Regions from separate parts of the Homo sapiens genome. Here region 1 is linked to region 2. Evidence: chromatin loops called from intact Hi-C (ENCODE). Cell type or tissue: Caco-2. All regions are shown on one strand. Each heading gives the region's core, and the rest is flanking DNA. Links, peaks and the distances in the headings are about the cores only.

Evidence for each region. Hi-C counts contacts between places; a loop is a spot of excess contacts. Peaks named below come from ENCODE experiments on the same cell type or tissue, not always from the same donor. Only the 100,000 strongest peaks of a DNase experiment are listed, where the experiment ranks them.
Region 1: it touches region 2 in a loop (5-fold over the local background); 1 of 110 quality-filtered maps calls a loop at or near these places.

The regions. Positions count from the first base shown.
Region 1 is chr2:234,445,440-234,450,818 of GRCh38, reverse strand. It overlaps LINC01891 (long intergenic non-protein coding RNA 1891), which reads left to right. Exons shown (of 3, transcript NR_146988.1): 2 at 421-701. Among named protein-coding and RNA genes, the nearest start is that of LINC01891, 6.5 kb to the left of the region's middle. RefSeq lists an enhancer at 4,393-4,442. In Caco-2, for the core only: no CTCF peak of the experiment used is centred there; DNase peaks (open chromatin) are centred at 1,438 and 2,638.
Region 2 is chr2:234,190,614-234,195,992 of GRCh38, reverse strand. No RefSeq gene overlaps it. Among named protein-coding and RNA genes, the nearest start is that of SPP2, 140 kb to the right of the region's middle. In Caco-2, for the core only: no CTCF peak of the experiment used is centred there; DNase peaks (open chromatin) are centred at 1,589 and 2,095.

The DNA of each region.
Region 1 (5,379 bases), core at 204-5,203, 250 kb before region 2:
CTAGAATTTTTTTTCTTAAATATACGTGTACATATGCATTAGAAAGGTAAAAATAAATCCTATAAAATGTACTTTTTATTCTCTCTCTTTCAAGAATTAAACTTACCACATATAAAAACAAGTTTTGGGCAGGGGGGTGTGGGTTGTATCTTTTTGGTTTTTGTTCTCAAAACCCAAGCAAACATCAGACTATGAAAAAGGAATTCAAACAGAGTTAGTTTCCATTCCTTCACCCACAGTGCACCAACTTTCTCCCCCAAGACTCACCTCTCTCTTAGCCAGGCACTGAAAAGACAAGAACTCTGCCTTCAGGTCTTCTCTGGGGATATGGGAAATGGCAGCAGAGCACCCTGGGCTCAGAAATCAGTCATGGCACCCGGCACCTGCGTGCCCTCACCAAATTCAACCTGTCCTCCCCAGCTCCATTGTCAGCCACTCTCCCTCCCACTGCCCTGAAGATGGAAATGTACCCAACCTTCAAGCCCCTGTCGGTCCAGCTCGCGAAGTTTCCGGCTGAAGATTCATTATCAGATGGATGAGATGTTCATCTCCACTTACACAGCCTACGGCTTGTGTGTGGAGAAAGATGTTGAGCCAACAAAATGATCTGCAACACAAAATTCTACTCTCCTCTTCACTCTTTATTGCTAAAGCACTTATTTCACTGGTTTCAAGCTGCTTTAAAAGGAGTGAATATGCAGGTAAGGAGATTGGACCGGGTTGGAGTGTCTGTCCCTGCAGCTGGGTCCTCCAGGCATGGACACATGTTTGTAAGATTAAAAAGACCATTGCAAGGCCAGGCATGGTGGCTCATGCCTGAAATCACAGCACTTTGGGAGGCTGAGACAAATGGATCGCTTGAGGTCAGGAGTTCAAGACCAGCCTGGCCAACATGGTGAAACCCCACCTCTACTAAAATACAATAATTAGCTGGGCATGGTGGCAGGTGCCCGTAATCCCAGCTACTTGAGAGGCTGAGACAGGAGAATCGCTTGAACCAGGAGACGGAGGTTGCAGTGAGCCGGGATCGCACCACTACACTCCAGCCTGGGCCACAGAGCAAGACTCTGTCTCAAAAAAAAAAAAAAAAAATGATGATGTTGCAGTTCCCAGATATGAGTCCGCAACATGCTCTTGCTATAACCCATTGGATTAAAAAGAGTCCTTCCCTTTGGACTGTGGGTCCAAAGCTTTGCCCCATTTTTCTCTTTCCATTGCTACTATTCAAATCCTGAATGGCAGTTTCTTGAGAGGTTAATTGGTAGTAGGCCAGCATTAAAAAAGTCAGAGGGGGCAGGAGTCCTGTGGTCATGGATTTCTGAAAAGCCATATTAACATATTAACAAAGTTAGATGCCTGTCTTTATTGCAGAGCTCGGGAGCCTTTTCTACGCTCAGGTCTTTTCAAATCCCCAGTGGAACTCTGCTGCGGTTTTTCTCAGTTTGACCTCAGCGCCTTTTGTTTCCTGTGGAATGTCATGGGATTAGCATTCCTGGCGGTACTTAGGGAGACATGTTTTCTAGCAGTCTGGGTCCCAGAAGGGCAAGTCAAGTAATCAATCAACAAGAAAGTACACAAATATGTTGCATGTCAAGTTATCATCAATTTTAAAATATTATTGATGACATTTTTAATCAGTTTATTTATTTGTACTAAACCTATTTCTACTTACAGAACTCCTCAATTCCCACTAGCCCCATTTCAAGTGCTCAGGAGCTCCATGGAGCTCCCTCGCAGCTCGATTGGACGTGCAGAGCTTGATGAAGCGGATAAAAGACACTCAGGTTTAGACCCTTGGAGGGAGAGAACACAGAGGGCTTTGTGACCTTTTAATGAGGCACAAAAACACCCCTGAGACTTTCCTTTTCCCACCCCTTCTCTATTAATCCTCTTCAACAACATGAATTTCCACAGTGAGTTGAGGGTTTACCCCTACCTGCCTCAAAGGAATTTTGAAAAGATTAAAAAAAAAAAAAAAGAAAGAAAGGAAAACAGAGCTTTGGCTCAGCACTCAGGACCCATCCGAGGTGGTCGCAATTAAAAACAAAAGCAGCCACTGTGATTGGTCTCACTTGTACCGTAGTAACATGTGATCTATTTCAGCAGCAGCCATAGCGTTTGTTTTGGAGACTTCAGTCAGAAAATAAACGTAACGCATGTGTGAAAAGAAAGAAGTGTGTGGAACTCGGAGAAAGTCTTATCTTCTGAACACGAGTGCCCGAGGACAGAAGCCCCCATCTTTTAACAAAGAAAAGTCCATTGTTCATCATTTTGTGAAATGTGAAAACTAACATGATAAACAATGATTCATTTTAATGGACTGAAAAATAACTTGCATAGACACTGGAGGCCAAGAAAAGAAAAAAAAAAAAAGAAAGAAAAGAAAAAGCATTATCCTTTTATCCATTTAAAGAAAAAAAAGCAAAATACATCCTATTATCAGCTCTCAATAGATGAACAGGCACTAAGCAGAAGCTTCGGGAAGGCTGCTGTTTCAGAAAAACTTAACAGGTTTTTGAAAAGAAGAATTCCAACCCCCTGAACTCCCACCCTCTTGTGCACACAACTGGAAGAATGGCACACCCAGATCTGATGGTGATAACTTTTATTTGCAAAGAGATGGGTTAGGAACGGCCAGCGGTTGGGGGCAGATTGGAGATGGGAGGAGAGCTCATCAAAGGGCTTCAGTTAGTTGTAGGTAAACAGGCCTTGTCCCCTGACACTGTTCTTTTCCTTGCAACCCATCAAAAGATGTATCTGAATGGTGACTGGACCCAGGGGTGCTGGGGCGAGGGTGTCAGGAAGCCGCTTTCAGGAATCAGCCATCCTACTGCTCTTCCTGTAAGGATTTCTGTTGCTCTTTAAATCAGTAAGTGGAGACTAGGGCATTCTAATGTTGCAAACATTAAACAGTCAAGCTACCACTTAAATTTTCTGCTGCAAAAGAAATTTCAACCACTGACTAGTTAAGGGGAAGGATCTCCCCTACCCTATAATTCCCATGGCTAAAACGCTTGACATTTCTTATTTCAGACTGGAAGATTCTGTAGGCTGTCCGATTTAGGTAAATGGCGCTGTCTTTGGCTTTCGTTATGATGCTCAGAAGTGAGAGCTGCTGCAGTTTGACCCCCTCTCCCTGGCTGTGGGCTTTGCTGTGACACAAGGTAAAGTGAGGAGTCAGTGCTGCCCTGGGACCCAGCCCAAGCATATGGCTACACTGTGGCTTAGTGTCCGGGGGCTGCTTTAACAAATGACCGCAAACTGGGTGTCTTCAAACAACAGAAGCTCTTCTCCTGGAGTTCTGAAGGCCAGAAGTCCAAAATCAAGGTGTGGGCAGGCTAGGTTCCTTCCAAAAGCTCTGGGAGAATGTTCCGGCTCTCTCCTGGCTTCTGGCAGTGCCAGGATTCCTTGGCTGTCTTTGGTTCCTAGATGCTGCACTCCAGTCTCTGTCTCCGTGGTCACATGGTATCCTCTCCGTGCCTCCCTGCGGCTTCATGTGGTCTTCTTATAAGGACACCAGTCACTGGATTTAGGACCCACCCTAAATCCAGGAGGACTTCATCTATGAGAATGGCATACACAAAGAGCCTATTTCCAAATAAGTTCACATTCTGAGGTTCTGGGTGGACAGGTATTTGTTAGGACACTATTTAGCCTAGTCCATCCTCATTCTTCTACTCCAAGATGAAATTTTCCTAAACTTCTAATAGCTATTTTTATCACTGCAGATTTTATTACCTTGACAAAAAAAAAACAAAAAAAACTCCGCTAAACTTTTCACTGCTTTTGAAAAGCATTGCCTGTGGCTCAGGGAGAAAGCTAGAAGAACATGAAGCAAGCAGCTGCATGACACGTCCACGGGACAGGCCTGGGCATGGAGCGAGGGCTCCAGAGACAGGAGGGAAGGGAGAGCTGACCTCGCCTGCCTTCGGTGGAAGGAGGAGGTGGGAGGCACACAGGGAGTGCCCGGGAGCCAGGTAGGCCTGGACTTGGATCCTGGGGGGTGTGAGGAGACCGAGGCAACCAGAAGGCGTCTCAGAGACAAGACCAAGGGCAAACTACGTGGAAGCTCTCAAGGCCATGTGCCGCCAGGAGCGTCACCTTCCCAGGAGCGTCACTAGACTCTGCTCTGCAGGGCTTTGGTTTAGTGCAGGGGCAGAGGGCTGGGTGGAGACAGGAAGCTTCAGAGCCACTCCACACCCACAAGGCCAGCCTCACTTCCTCACTCCTGACCCGTAGCTTGAGGCTGCCGGATCATCAGCCCTTCTGGGCCAGCAGTGTGTCTTGCTCTGCCTTTGCAGCTGCGTAAAGAGCGTGAGAAGCCACAGTAAATGGTAACTTAAACAGAAAGAGGAAGTCCCGGAAGATGGGCATGCTCTTTAAAGGAACATGAAGGAAGAGCCCACATAACCCCTGACAAAGACTCTCTCCTTGACCAAACTTTAGTCAGACTCCTCCAAGCCCTCAACCTTGGTCCCTGTCCTTGCTGGGCCTGCAAAGCTCAGTTTCAACAGGGATCCTGCTGTCAGTTTATTGAGAACCCTTGATCCTCGATATCAGATCACCCTGGCCTACCTTCAACAAGAATCCTTGTTGAAACCTGGATCAGTTTAGCAAGAAGCCCGACCCTGAAATCATCTTCATCTGGTGAAACCCCTCAACCTGCTGTAAATATCCCCTTGTTCTTTTTTTTTCTTAATTTTAATTTTATAATTTTTTTGGTAAGGAGTCTCACTCTGTGACTAGGCTGGAGTGCAATGGTCCAATCTTGGCTCACTGCAACTTCCACTTCTTAGGTTCAAGTGATTCTTCTGCCTCAGCCTCCCTAGTAGCTGGGACTACTACAAGCACCTGCCACCACCCCTGGCTAATTTTGTATTTTTGGTAGAGACGGTGTTTTGCCATGTTGGCCAGGCTGGTCTTGAACTCCTGACCTCAAGTGATCCGCCCGCCTCAGCCTCCCAAAGTGCTGGGATTACAGGTTTCAGCCACCATGTCTGGTGCCTTGTTCTTGTATTGGGAGTTGAGCCTGATCTCTCTGCCCTGTTGTGACACTGTGGACACCAATTGCAATTGTCCTGAATAAAGTCTTACCATTTTAGAAAGTATCGACCGGGCGCGGTGGCTCATGCCTGTAATCCCAGCACTCTGGAAGGCCAAGGTGGGCGGATCACCTGAGGTCAGAAGTTCAAGACCAGCCTGGCCATGGTGAAACCCCATCTCTACTAAAAATACAAAAAATTAGCCGGGCGTGGTGGTGCGCACCTGTAATCTCAGCTACTTGGGAGGCTGAGGAGGCAGGAGAATTGCTTGAACCTGGGAGGTGGAGGTTGCAGTGAGCCAGGATCATGCCATTGCACTCCAGCCTGGGCAACAAGG
Region 2 (5,379 bases), core at 190-5,189:
GTTGCCAGAAACAGCAGAATCTAAGAGAAAGGCATGGAATAGATTCTCCACTGGAGCCTACAGAGAAAGTTTGGCCCTACTAAGAATTTTGACTTCAAACGTCTAGCCTCCAGAGTTGTAAGAGAAAAAATTCCCATTATTTCAAGCCACCCAGCTTGTGGCACTTTGCTTCAGCATTCCTGGGAAACTAATACACCACCTTTGCCTGAGTTCAGTAATCCCTAAGGAGGAGTAAGGGCATAGGATGCTGATGAATTACTGCATCTCTTTGCAAATAGGAAACAGGGTACTACACAAACCAGTTTATCAACGTGAAATGTGATATGCTGACTAACTAAAACTCTCTTCCACCTTTCTACAAATGCCTTCAATATAAGGATGATTATTGAGAACACATCTAACAGAAAAGTCACTGGTGATTGAATGAGAGGCAAAGATTGTGGGCCAAGGTCAGAGTTATTTTCTGTCTTCTCTTTCGATTGATCCCTTGAGCAATTTGGTCCTTCAAACAACCATGAGATTATGAGTGATCTGTGGAGCCACTTTAGCTTCAAATTCAGTGATTCTCAGAAAAGGGATAAGTCAGAGGACCAGAAAATGGCAAGGGGAAGGGGAAGAGCCTTAGGTCAGGGGGCAGCTGGGGGAAGGCAGGGTCTGGGGAGGGAAAGGAAGTGAATCCTGGAGTCTGGGAATGCCAGGCTTCCAGGGATCCAGAGCCCCCTTACCTCACTAGTAAGGAAATGCCCAGGAGAACGACTCCCTGCCCCCGACCAGACTTGGCCCACAATCCCGGCCGCCATGCTGGTTTTGTGTTTGTCTTTCTGAGATGCTGAGTTCTACCATTGCGTTTTCAGCCTGACTCCCTTCAATAGCCTCCCTCCATTATCTCTCCTCTTTCTTTCTAGCTCTTTCTTCATTTTACCACCAGCATTTTCCACCTCAAAAACAAATCCTATGGGGCCATTTCCTTTCTTTGAGGTGTTAGGGCTCACCTCTGTCCACAGAGGCAGCTCACACCCCTGCGTACCTCTCCAGACTCCTGTCCTACCTTTCCCTCCATCTCTACCCAGTCACGCTAAACTTCTAGTTTCCAGAATGCTTTTATAATGACCCCAGGCTTTTACCCTTTTGCAGTTATTTATCCTTTAAAATCTAGATCAAATATATGATATTTCAGTTAGTTGTGTTCACTTGTCCCCACAAAACTCCCTGAATAATGCACTCATTCATGCTTAGGGGCTTTTGAACTATTCTGTCACAAAAATTGTAAAAGTATTAATAAAAGTTTTTGTTTTAAATAATATCATTTGTTTCAATATCAGGAACTCTTATCATTATAATGGCTCTGAAATGCCTAGATTCTGTAATAAAATCTTAGCCCCATTGGGCTTGCAGATTCTTGGGAAGCTGTAATGTAGGGAGTAGGTAATAAAATATCTCAAACCCAGCTTGAAGAAGTAAATGTTGGCACATTTAAATTGTAGACAATGTCCCTTTTTACGATGTGGGATCTTTCACAGTCTTCTCTCAGATTAGCTCTCCCTGCCCCTACCATCACTATGACAATGCACACCCCGTAATGAGCAATGGACACTTTCTCAAGAGAGCTTGCAGGAGTGAGCTTGCCAGTCTAAAAGCAAAGAACGATACGTCATTACAGTGTTAACTTTCAGTTATCTGATTACTAATGATTCTGAGCCTGTCTTTGCACTCTTTGAAGTTTCTTGGGCTTTTTCTCTAACGTGCTTATTCATTATTGTCCTTTGCCCATTTTTTTTTCTACTGGGATGCTATCATTTCCTTATCGTTTTGCAGGAGTTCTGTGTGCTCTAGATAGCAATCTCCTGTTTATCATAGGTACAGCAAGAATCATCTCCTATTCTGTGATTTCTCAATGATTTCGTTTACATTGTTCTTTGATGAATGGAAATTATCAATGCTAATGTAATCAAATTAATCACATTTCACCTTCTGGCTTTGCTTTTGAAGTTTTACTGATTCAACTGGTGATGACAAAATGAGCCACTTTTATATTTGGACAGTTGATTACTTACAGATGGAAAGAAAAAGTGTTTAAGTCAAAGGTGCCGGCATCCCTCAGTCCTTGTCCCATACACCAAAAGGGTGACAAGAAAACAGAAAAGGTCCCATAAATATCTTCTTTTGAGAAGTGTCTGTTCATATCCTTTGCCCACTTTTTGATGGGATTGTTTGTTTTTTTCTTGTAAATTTGTTTGAGTTCATTGTAGATTCTGGATATTAGCCCTTTGTCAGATGAGTAGGTTGCGAAAATTTTCTCCCATTTTGTAGGTTGCCTGTTCACTCTGATGGTAGTTTCTTTTGCTGTGCAGAAGCTCTTTAGTTTAATTAGATCCCATTTGTCAATTTTGTCTTTTGTTGCCATTGCTTTTGGTGTTTTAGACATGAAGTCCTTGCCCATGCCTATGTCCTGAATCATAATGCCTAGGTTTTCTTCTAGGGTTTTTATGGTTTTAGGTCTAACGTTTAAGTCTTTAATCCATCTTGAATTAATTTTTGTATAAGGTGTAAGGAAGGGATCCAGTTTCAGCTTTCTACATATGGCCAGCCAGTTTTCCCAGCACCATTTATTAAATAGGGAATCCTCTCCCCATTGCTTGTTTTTCTCAGGTTTGTCAAAGATCAGATAGTTGTAGATATGCGGCGTTATTTCTGAGGGCTCTGTTCTGTTCCATTGATCTATATCTCTGTTTTGGTACCAGTACCATGCTGTTTTGGTTACTGTAGCCTTGTAGTATAGTTTGAAGTCAGGTAGCGTGATGCCTCCAGCTTTGCTCTTTTGGCTTAGGATTGACTTGGCGATGCGGGCTCTTTTTTGGTTCCATATGAACTTTAAAGTGGTTTTTTCCAATTCTGTGAAGAAAGATGAAAAAAATGCTCATCATCACTGGCCATCAGAGAAATGCAAATCAAAACCACAATGAGATACCATCTCACATCAGTTAGAATGGCAATCGTTAAAAAGTCAGGAAACAACAGCTGCTGGAGAGGATGTGGAGAAATAGGAACACTTTTACACTGTTGGTGGGACTGTAAACTAGTTCAACCATTGTGGAAGTCAGTGTGGCGATTCCTCAGGGATCTAGAACTTGAAATACCATTTGACCCAGCCATCCCATTACTGGGTATATACCCAAAGGACTATAAATCATGCTGCTATAAAGACACATGCACACATATGTTTATTGCGGCACTATTCACAATAGCAAAGACTTGGAACCAATCCAAATGTCCAACAATGATAGACTGGATTAAGAAAATGTGGCACATATACACCATGGAATACTATGCAGCCATAAAAAATGATGAGTTCATGTCCTTTGTAGGGACATGGATGAAATTGGAAATCATCATTCTCAGTAAACTATCGCAAGGACAAAAAACCAAACACCGCATGTTCCCACTCATAGATGAGAATTGAACAATGAGAACACATGGACACAGGAAGGGGAACATCACACTCTGGGGACTGTTGTGGGGTGGGGGGAGGGGGGAGGGATAGCATCAGGAGATATACCTAATGCTAAATGACGAGCTAATGGGTGCAGCACACCAGCATGGCACATGTATACATATGTAACTAACCTGCACATTGTGCACATGTACCCTAAAACTTAAAGTATAATAAAAAAAAAAAAAAAAGAAAACAGAAAAGGTCAATGACTGCAATGAAGTTATGGTATACCTCATTGGTGAGGAGCAAAGCCTAGACCACAGCTGAGTGGTTTATCATCTGCAGTTCTGTAGGAGGCATGGGAGGGGCAGGGGGTGAGACCAGAAGCCCCAGACCTCATTAGGACCCAGAGACCCCAGGAAACCATGAGACACTGTCTCTTGACAGCCTCCCAGGGGAGACAGGGCAGTGGGAGGGCAATGGCCTTATAGCAGCTCCTCACCAGCCTCTCATCCTCTTGTGTTCTGGGAGGAATACAAGGCATTTTGCCAAGACTCAGATTCAGCTGCAGTTCAAGCCTTTGCCTGCGTGGCCAAGTGGCTACGTGCAAGGTTGCCAGTAACGATGTTCCTTGCTCTTCCAGGTTTGCTAGAGTTGCATCTTAACAAAGGCTTTTTCAGCACATTAGAGATAATTGTGTGATTTTCCTCTTTGAATGTATGAATGTGGTGAGTTACACGGATTCATTTTCTGATTTGAAGTGTCCTTGTATCAGAGCAACCCTCTTTATCACAATGAATGAGATGTGCTGTTGGATTTGGGTAGCTGACAATTTATTTGGGCGGTTTTCTCCTACATTCAAATATATAACGGGCCTATGGTTTTCATTTCGGGAGCTATCCTTATCTAATTTTAGAATCAAGATTGTAGATGATTTACACAATGAGCAGTAGCCTATTCCTTCTACTTTCTAAAACAACTTGTGTGAAACAGAAATTAACTATTCTCTGAAAGTTTGTCAGGATTCCCGTGTGAAACCATCTAGATTTGAGTTCTGGGGAAGAGGGAAGGTCTTCACTGACAATTTCAACTTTTTAAATATTACCAGTCTATTCATGTTGTATTTTTTCTTTTTCCAGTTTGGCATTTTAATTTTTTCTGGGATTGACTCCTGCAGCTTTTCACATTAAATGTACACATGCCCACAATAAAAAGCTTATTGTTAGACTGTAGTTACTTATTTTTATTATTTATTTTGGTTATTTACCTCCTCTCCCTCCCTCTCCTTTCTCTTTCACTCTCTCTTTCTCTTTCTGTATCAGCCTTGCCAGCAACTTATTTATTTTTAATAATCATTCCAAAGAACGAGCTTTTGGTTCTATTAATTTCTCTGTTATTTTTCTGTTGTTGTTTCTCTGCTGGATTTCTGCCCTTGTCTGTATTCTACCTTTCTATCTTGTTTATTTGGATTTGCTCTATTGGTCTTTTATTAACGTGTTGAGATTAAAACTTCATCAATTTATTTTTAACGTTCTTATTTTCTGATAAATATAAATTGATGAGTGTCATCTTTGGACACAACTTTAGATATGTCTCAAAATTTTGACATGAAATGTTTTCATTATCATTCAGTTTTAAATATGTCTTAATTTACTATTTACTTCTTAACCCATAGGCTGTTTAGTAATATGTTATTTAGTTTCCAAAGATATGGGATTTAAAAACCAGCCTTTTGATGTTAATTTCTAACTTTGTTGTGTTGTAGTTGGAGAACAGAGTATGTAAATGTTCATCCCTTAGAACTCCCTTTATGCTGGACTGTGTGTAGTTTTCTGATAAGTTTTTCAGATTTAGTTGAAAAGCACATGCAGTTCTTTTGTTTATTTGATACTGAGTTCTATACATATCTAGCATCTCCAGTTTATCAATGGTATTGTGAAAGTCTT